Linked DNA regions of Homo sapiens: region 1 is linked to region 2. The links are chromatin loops, found by intact Hi-C in ENCODE. Cell type or tissue: psoas muscle. All regions are shown on one strand.

The links. Hi-C counts contacts between places; a loop is a spot of excess contacts. Peaks named below come from ENCODE experiments on the same cell type or tissue, not always from the same donor. Only the 100,000 strongest peaks of a DNase experiment are listed, where the experiment ranks them.
Region 1: a loop joins it to region 2, with 2.5 times the contacts of the local background. A loop is called at or near these places in 3 of 110 quality-filtered maps.

The regions. Positions count from the first base shown.
Region 1 is chr3:31,580,488-31,585,487 of GRCh38, reverse strand. All of the region lies in intron 3 of STT3B (STT3 oligosaccharyltransferase complex catalytic subunit B), which reads right to left. Among named protein-coding and RNA genes, the nearest start is that of STT3B, 50 kb to the right of the region's middle. In psoas muscle, no CTCF peak of the experiment used is centred here; no DNase peak of the experiment used is centred here; H3K4me3 peaks cover 1,553 bases; H3K27ac peaks cover 2,038 bases.
Region 2 is chr3:31,634,660-31,639,659 of GRCh38, reverse strand. STT3B (STT3 oligosaccharyltransferase complex catalytic subunit B) reads right to left here. Exons shown (of 16, transcript NM_178862.3): 16 at 2,044-3,676. The coding sequence ends at 3,596. Among named protein-coding and RNA genes, the nearest start is that of OSBPL10-AS1, 67 kb to the left of the region's middle. In psoas muscle, no CTCF peak of the experiment used is centred here; no DNase peak of the experiment used is centred here.

The DNA.
Region 1 (5,000 bases), 54 kb after region 2:
CATATACTCTGGTGCTCGTAAATAATAACAAACATGTACTCATTTCTTACTATGTTCTCACAATATTCTATACCTTTACATGTATTAATTTTTAAGTTATATAAGGAAGGTACAATTATTACTTCCATATTATAGTTGATGGAACAGGCACAGGGTGGGGATTTAAACAACCTCCAGTGACAGAGCTGGAAATCAAACCAAGAGAAAACCAAACCCTGGCAATTATGCTATAGACTTTACTCTCAATCACTCAATCACGATGAAAATGTTTTAATCTCTGTAGAACACAAATCCAAAAGTGTATCCAAAAATGTCTATCAACACCAGCTTGTAACAGTAATAGGGCATCAACAAATAATAATGCTATGACAAAGTACTTATCTTTTAAATTTTAAAAACATGTACCTTTTAAAAGAGTTGGTTTAAAAATAAAAACACTGGGTGAGGAATTAGACAACTTAACATTTATATATTAGAGATTACAAAAAATGTTTTCACCTTTTTATAACTTCATTTGGGCTACAAACAACTTTTCATAGTAGTTAGAACTGTAATTATTTCCACTTTCAATTAGTAATAATGAAATTTTAAATGAATGTCATCATCTATTATAATTCTGTAGGCAAAACGTTTTCTGTATCTTAAGAGAAAACTGAATGAGATTCAAAAGTGTCAATTTGTCAAGAGTCAGAGAGTATTTTATGCCAGAACTCAAACACAAGTGTTCTAATTTTCAAATACTGAATCTATTTCCACCGTAAACCTAATTTATTTAAATATATTGTTTTTAAAAAGAAAACAAAGGAAAAACTCACTAGATAACCTCCCAGTTTCTGGGTGAGAATGTTTTACCATTCCATCCTTCTGTTAATATGATCCTTCAAAGCAATGATATCTATAATTTCTTCTACTAGATTATCAACTTCATATAACCTTGTGTAATCAACACATAAAACAGCACCTGCTCCATATTGTATTCTACAAAAATTTCTGTTGAATTAACAAAACAATATCATGCCACTTAAAAAAAAAGATGTAATGAACAAGCTAATCTTAAAACTTATGAAAATGCAAGGCACCCCATATAGCCAAAGCAATCTTGAAAAAGAACAACAAAGTTGAAGGACTTATGCTTTTGGATTTCAAAACTCATTACAAAGCTACAGTAACCAAAACTGTGCGGTAGTGGCATAAAGACACAACATACAGATGGCAAGGGAATGGAACAGAATTGAGAGTCCAGAAATAAACTCATACATTTATAATCAATTGATTTTTGACAAAAGTGCTAAAACCATTCAACAAAAAAGAGTATTTTTCTTTAACAGTGCTAAGATAAGTGGATATCCACATGCAAAAGAATGAAGTTGGAATTCCTCTCTCACACCATATACAAAAATTAACTCGAAATGGATCAAAGACCTAAGTGGAGGAACTTGACATATAAAATCTTTAGAAGGAAACAGAGGTGTAAGTCTTCATGAGCTTCAATTAGGCCAACAGTTTCCTTAAATATGACACTAAAAGCACAAGCAACAACAACAACAAAAATTAATTAGACTTCATAAAAATTTAAAATTCATGCAAAGGACACTATCCAGAGTGAAAAGGCAATCCACAAATATGCTCAAAAGTAAAGGGATTCAAATGTTTCACTACCAAAAGAATCCACTAAACACAAAAGAAGACTAATGGAGAAATGAGGGACAAAAAAAAAGCTATAAGGCATGTAGAAAACAGCACAACCACAGAAATCAGTACCTCTTTACGAGTAATTACTTCCAATGTGTATTAAACTCTCCAAAAACAGAGATTGGCAGAAAGAATAAACACATGATCCAACTACATGCAGTTATGTAAGAGATGCACTTTAAATCCAAAGACAAAGAGACTGAAAGGACAGAAAGTTATTCCATGCAAATAGTAACCAAAAGAGAGCAGGGATGGCTATACTAATATGAGAAAAGACAGACTTTAACTCTATAAAATTCAAAACAAAACAAAATGAAACAAAAAAAGGCAGGGTGTGGTGGTTCAAACCTGTAACTCCAACACTTTGGGAAGTGAGGAGGGAGGATTGCTTGAGCCCAGGAGTTCAAGACCAGCCTGGGCAACATGGTGAAACCTCATCTCTACAAAATTAAAAAAGAAAAAACAGACTTTGAATTTTTTTTTTAAAAAAAAGGTTACAAAAGAGAAAGAACCCAATATATACAGCAATAAAACAGTTCAATACAGCAAGAAGGTATAGCAATTGCAAACATTTATGTACCTGATAACAGACCATCAAAATATAGGAAGAAAACACTTGACAGAATTGAAGAAATAAACAGTTCTACAATAATAGCTGGTGACATCAATACTCTATTCTCAATAATGGATAGAACAACCAGACAGGAGATGATATAGAACTTAACACAACAAACCAACTAGGTCTAAAAGACATGCACAAAACACATTATTGAATAACGACAGCATACACAATTCTTCTCAAGTACACATGGGACATTTTCCAGGACAGACAATATGTTGGGCCGCAGATTAAAGCCAAATATTAATTTCAATAGATTTAAAAAGACAGATACCATACAAAGTATCTTCTCCAACTACAACAGGATGAAGTCAGAAATCAATAACAGAAGGAAAACTGGGAAATAAATTTGTGGAAGTTAAACAAGATACTTACCAACAGATCAAAAAATAAAAATGAGAAAATACTCAGAGATGAATGAAAACAAAACCACAATGTATCAGAACTTATGAGACACCGTCAAAGTAGTACTAAGGGAAAACTTTATAGCTATAAATGCCTACATTCAAAAACAAAAAAAAAAATCTCAAGTCAAAAACCTGACTTCACAAACTACGTTGTGAACTAGAAAAAGAACAAACTAGGGCTGGGCGCGGTGGCTCATGCCTGTAAACCTAGCACTTTGGGAGGCCGAGGTGGGTGGATCACGAGTTCAGGAGTTCAAGACCAGCCTGACCAACATCGTGAAAATCCATCTCTACTAAAAATACAAAAATTAGCCACACGTAGTGGCAGGCGCCTGTAGTCCCAGCTACTCGGGAGGCTGAGGCAGAGAATCGCTTGAACCTGGGAGGCAGAGGTTGCAGCGAGCCGACTGCGCCACTGCACTCCAGCCTGGGCAACAGAGCAAGACTCCGTCTCCAAAAAAAAAAAAAAGAAGGAAAGAAAAAGAACAAACTAAACCCAAAGCTTCCAGAAAGACAAAATTGAATAAATAATAAAGACTATAACAGAGATAAAATAGAGTGCTTGCTTCAGCAGCATATACACTAAAAGAGAGAAAAGAAAAAGAACACAGAAAAAAATCAATGAAACCAAAAGTTGGTTCTTTAAAAAGAGCAACACGATTGACAAATCTTTGGCTAGATTAAGTAAAAAAGAGAGAAGACTCAAATCACTAAAATCAGAAAGCGGGACATTACTACTGATTCCATAGGGAACAAGAAGAATTTTAAGAGAGTATTATCAAGTCTTGTATGCCAACAAATTGAATAGCTTACATCAACAAAGTCCTATTAATAGAAACACAAAAACCTACCAAGACTAAGTCATGATGAAATAGAGAATCTGCAGAGACAACTTGCAAGGAGACTGAATCAGCAATCAGAAATCTCCCAAAAAAGAGAAGTCCTGGTCCTGATGGCTTCACTGGTGAATTCTACTAAAACGTTTAAAGAACTGAACCAACACTAATCCTCCTCAATCTTTTCCAAAAACTGAAGAGAAGGGAACACCTTCTAACTCATTCTATGATGCCAGCATTACCCTAATCCTAAGACAGACAGACACTGCAAGTAAAGAATATTATAAACCAATATCACCTTATGAACACAGATGCATAAATCCTTAGGAAAATACTAGCAAACCAAATTCAGCAGCATATGAAAAAGATTATATACCATGACCAACTGGGACTTATTCATGAATGTAATGTGCTCAAAATTAAAAAATGCAAATGGTAGTTCACTGTGGGTGATTTTTTTCTTTGTATTTTTCTGTTGCATAAATGTCCACAAAATAGAATATTTTATTTTTTAAATTTATTATAAAGTATTTGAAACATACACAAGTGTAGAGAATATTAAAATAGTTATGAACCTAGCTATTCAGACTTTCAAATTCAAAAATTATACATTTGCTTCAGAATATTTGATTTAAAATTTTTTTAGCTGAGCTAGGTGAAGCTCCCTTAATATTGCCCACCTCAGTATCACCCACCCACCCTCAGGAAAACCCATTATCACAAAGCTGGCGTACATGCAGCTTATCTATCACATTTTTATACTTTCTTTATAAACTGCTATTAACAGACATAGTATGATTTGTACTGCTTAAAAACTTACATCAAGGATTTCTCATACTGCACATATTTTATCACAACTTATTTTTCCACTAAGCATTATATTATCAGGATCTAGCCACATACGCATGTATTATTTTTATGATTTAAAATATTATATAGTTTATTAAAAGGCATTCAACAGAGGTTCTCGATTTTAAGGTGTTTTTTTTTTTTTCTCCTCAGCTGCACACAATAAACAAAGAGTTTTTAAAAACACTTTTTGATAAGTACAGCAGCACTGGCAACATCCTACTGCTTGGTATCATCTTCACTTGAATGGGTATTTTTCTTTCTTCTCTTTTAAACTCAAGATTAAGACACTGTCTATACTGATCACATTGCAACCTTCTCCTCCAGAATTCCATGCTAGAGCAAAAATACTCATTAGCCAAGTAGTTTTGAACAATATAAAATAATTATTAAAGAGAAAATTTATGCTGCCATTCACCTAGCTACCTAAAAATATACTTAATAAAATATACAAAAACATATTGACACACACAAATTTTGGTAATTTCTATCACTGGAAAATTACAAGCTAAAGCTAAAATAATAAATACATAAATAAATGCAAGCTCTAAAGTGAACCCAAGTAGCATCATATTTCATACACAGGGGAAAAAATCA
Region 2 (5,000 bases):
GACTTGTATATATTTTATGGTAGTAAATGATAAAAGAATAGTACCTAGGCCAGGTGCAGTGGCTCACCTGTAATCCCAGCACTTTGGGAGTTCGTGACAAGTGGATCACTTGAAGCCAGGAGTTCGAGATGAGCATGGACAACGTGGTGAAACCCCATCTCTACTAAATATACAAAAATTAGCCAGAGATGGTGGTGGGCACCTGTAGTCCCAGCTGCCTGGGAGGCTGAGGCATGAGAATCGCTTGAACCCAGGAGGTGGAGGTTGCAGTGAGCCAAGATCATGTCACTGCACTCCAGCCTGAGTGATGGAGCAAGACTGTCTCAAATCAACAGCAAAAAAGTAGTTATCTATATACTTTGTGCATTAATCACATAGCTTTTTCTTAACTTTTAAAATATTTCTAGGCTATGCGGTTCATTTGCAAGCTTTTTTCAAATTGTTGTAAATCTCCAAAAATGTTTCAATACATTAATTATATAGGTTTTTTGAGACAGCATCTCACGCCGTTGCCCAGGCTGCAGTGCAGTGGCACGATCTCGGCTCACTGCAACCTCCGCCTCCCAGGTTCAAGCTATTCTCCAGCCTCAGCTTCCAGAGTAGCTGGACTACAGGAGCCTGCCACCACGCCCAGCTAATTTTTCTAATTTTAGTAGAGATGGGGTTATACCATGTTGGCCAGGCTGGTCTCGAACTCCTGACCTCAAATGATCTGCCCACCTCGGCCTCCCAAAGTGCTGGGATTACAGGCGTGAGCCACCATGCCTGGCCAAAATTTTTCAATACATTTATTGAAAAAAAATCCATGTGTGCAACTCATGTTGTTCAAGGGTCAACTGTACATTTTTGTGTTCTCTTGTGTTACATTTCACAATAAAAATAAGACATGACATTTCATTACTGTTTTTGGTCTGTCTCAATTTCCTACTATTTCCATGGCAGACAGCTGTTGAGCTCAACATTACTCCACCTATCTCGATTAAGGACTATGGGCAACATGGCAAAACCAGCATTAAGCAGCAGCAGCTACAGCAAGATGAAAAGAGTTCTGGAGACTGGTAGCACAACAATGTAAATGTACTTCACTATTGAACTGTATACTTCAAAATGGTTAAGTTGGTAAATTTTATTTAATATGTATTTTACAACTCATTTTTTAAAAACGAGAAACAGCTCCAAATTTCATGATCTTACACCCCCTTGGCTATGGAAACTCAATACAGGATGCTTTTATACTATTTTAGTCCTCTGGTCACTTGGTCATGGCCTAGAATGCAAATGAATTAAAACTCCACAACTATAAACTCAAGTAGGTTACAATGTAAGTCTTGAAAGGGAATTTTCTTTGGAGTTGCTGCCTCACTGCCTTATTTATACTACAGAGCACTACAGCCTAAAAGCTGTTTTATAGTCTAAAACTTCAAGGCCACGATCTTTAAGTTCCTTTGGTGTACAATGTTAGTGATCACACATGAAATGAATTAAGAGATCTAAAGAATATTTTAAGTCAATTATCCTATATTCCAATGTATTCAAACTACTATTTCACTTTTGTGCTACAATACAAGTGCTCAAACAGTTACAATATGGTATTTTACTGACAAGATACACTGAACCAAAATGTTGTTTCCTGAGAAAGGTGAGGGGTCTTTCCTTTGGGATTTTTCTAATGAGAAAATTCTATACTGAGACTTGACATTTCATTACCAGAACTTCATGGATGGTTTTGTTAGGTCCCTATCCTTATTAAACAGAGATAAAATTCCTAGTTGGCTAGGTGTTCCCCCTCCCCAAATCCCTTCCAAAAACAAAACAAAAAACAAAAAACAAAAACAAAAACAAAAACAAAAAAACCTGAGATTTTCATTCCAGGGTAAAAGAAGGCCAAATAAAATAGCTTGGTCTAAGATGAAATAATCTAACGTATTTTTTTCCACACATTTTCTTTAAAACCTTTGTGAAAGTCAACAAGGAAGAAGGAGGTATGTGTTCAGTACCAATTCCTTTCAAAACCAAAAGATTTGTAAAAAACAACACTTAACACAAAATTTGAATTAACTTTATTTCCCCTACAGTCAACAACTTCTCTGCATTGAATTTTAAAGCAACAAAGTAAAATAAAATCCCCCAAATGACAAGGTATCAGAAATCCAGACTTCGTTACACTCTATTTGTGAAAATGTTCAGCCATTTTATTGTTCTGTAAAGGAACCATCATCTGGGTCAAAAATGAATTCTATAAATCAAAGAATATTCTACACCTTGGAAAAGAAAATCAGCAGTAACATTCTCACTGAATATTGTAAATTACATTTTTCTTCATAAAAGGTACATACTATTCTGCACTTTTCCACCAAAAGCAGTGGTGTGTTATGCTTGTTATATAAAAAAAAGTTATATCCTGTGGCAGGAAAAACCCTTTCTCTTTCACTTTTACTAAACAACTGGAGAAAATGTTCAAGTCTGTATAAAGTTGCCTATAAGCTGGAAAGTGAACTTGTTCAATCTCCATTTACATTTTAGTGCATTTTTTGACAACTGTCACATTTTTAACAAAAGTAAGAAAATGCATATAGCACTAAAGAGTGTTTCATCAAATGCTTAAGGGATTAAAAAATATGGAGCAGAGAACAAAATCATTGTGAATGGATGAACTGTTGTAAAATGAAAAAAGTCCAGGCAAAGTTGTTACAAGTCTTTTGTCACTTTGATGAGTCACAGAAAATGAACTTTGGATACCTGTCCACTTTAAGGGTTTTTTCCTTAATCTTTTGCATGTAAACATAGTGCTAACTTCAGTACTAAGATACCAAAACTCCGTCCTGGTAAGCAACATCCTGTGTAGTTGCCATGATTTCCAAAAAATATAAATTTAGCCCTTGAATGAATGATGTATGAAATCTGCTCTGTAAGTACCTGGTGAAAACGACTGCTAACAGCAGTAATAATGTGTCAACATAAAAAAACTACTTGAATCAATTAGCTACTCAGAGGTCCATCTTTGAAACAGCAGCTTCTTCTCAGAGCAAACAGTAAGCAACAGAAAATATACATTTGATGAAACATTCTTTGCATTAGAGAAACATGAAAATAAATATAATTCAAGGAAGTATAATGATTCTTCTAATATGTCTTTCTCAGACCTGTACTAGTTTACCGGTTCAAGAAGCTCTCATCACATTTTGTCACTTGTATTTTACATATTGCTATTCGGGTAATTCAAATAAAATGCAGGTCTTGTAAAAGAATAAAAACATTGACAAGTATGCATGTGCCAGGGACCAAATTAGAGGGTTCTTTGGTGCAGTTAGTCCAAATTCTCAGATTTGAAGGATAATATGTACCAATAAAAAAAAAATCTGCTGCTAGACATTTACAGCAGTGCTCTGTCTTGCTTCACATTAGAAATCGAAAACAGCTGTTCTCAACAAGCCAATTTTATTTTTTTAATCAGGCATTGCCAGAAAATTTTGTACATTAACCTGGACCAGTGATGGTTCTGTACCCTCTTTGCTGTGAAACACGACATGAGCTAAAGGCAAAGACCGGTTCTCACAAGGACAACTGCTTCAAGTTAGGAACCAGAACAGTGCATTTAAACAGTCTTCTTAGATATTTTCTTGCCTTTCTTAAAAACCAGCTTATTTTTAATGTAGCCACGCTTCCTTTTGGTAGTCTATAAAAAAACAAAACACATAGTATTAATGCAGGTTTCTTACTGATTAAAAAATCTATAAACACACACATGGTTTACTGAACTATGATGACTTAGTAAGCTCTCTGCTCTTCTTGTGACTGGATTCCTTGAATAGTTCAGTGAACACCACTAAACTGTTAGTGGTGTTTCTTACCTGAGTACACTAACACATTCAAAGTGAAAGGACTAGGTTCCTAGACATCCTCACCATCAAGTGAATGAATCTTCAGCCCTCTTCTCAACCACAAAGTGCTGAGCTGTAATTATTAAAATTTCCAGGCAAGACAGAATATGTAACACTAGACTAAGGAATCAGAAATGGTAATGCTGCTCCTGATTTAGCCTCCAGGAAATTAGGTGTGTGCCAGAAAAACACGTTAACTTAGTAACTCTTAGAGTCCCTGTTTTCTGTAAAATGAGGATGACTGTAACCATCTACAAAAATGAGAGATATAATCACTTGGCACATTCTCTAAAAATAATCCTTTAGGTAGGAAAATAAGCAATTGAAAATGTAAAGCAAAACAATATTCCTTCAGTTTCATACATCTTTTAAAAATAAAATATTTTTCTTAACAATTCAGTATCCCACTAAAATACTTTCAATAGACGTTTCCTAGTATTAGAAACAAATTACCGGAAATGCAGTGGTACAAATTACTGCTAAAATATTTATGTTAGAACCCCACAGGATAAATTATAGGCACATATGTCTTTCAATCTGACACACAGCCCTAGATATTGAAGACAGCAAATATTTTTTGAAACTAAGTAATTTAATGCACCATCAAAGCTCTGGGTTAACAGAGGCAGAAGACTCAAGAGACTGACCACTCAATTCAATTTTCACATTTAAATACAACTCTCAGAGGTTTCAGAAACTGGGTAAATCCTGCATCATGTTCCTTTATCCATGATGTTCAATTCAAGATAATTTATAGTAGTTTCTAACAGGGATGAGAACACAAGGCAAAATGCAATCCTTCTTAAGGTACTAAAAATTAGCTACTGCTAACTTGTTAACCCCATTATATTACCTTATTGTTAAACTGATGTTATTAAGGCACAAAGTAAGAAACTTCAGAGGGTACAATTTTTAAAAATTCAAACCAGATCTAGTAGTTTCTTTATTATAATTACATCCAGATTCTAACAGGATACTTTTTCTATGAGATCTTATGATGTGCCCCAGGAATATCCAAGTGTGTAATAGCCCTCAGGGTGCTTTTCTCCTACTGGCAGTGAACCATGTGCCAAAAAGCCTTTTCTGCAGCCTGGACTACAATTTCTAGTGCCTTAGTCA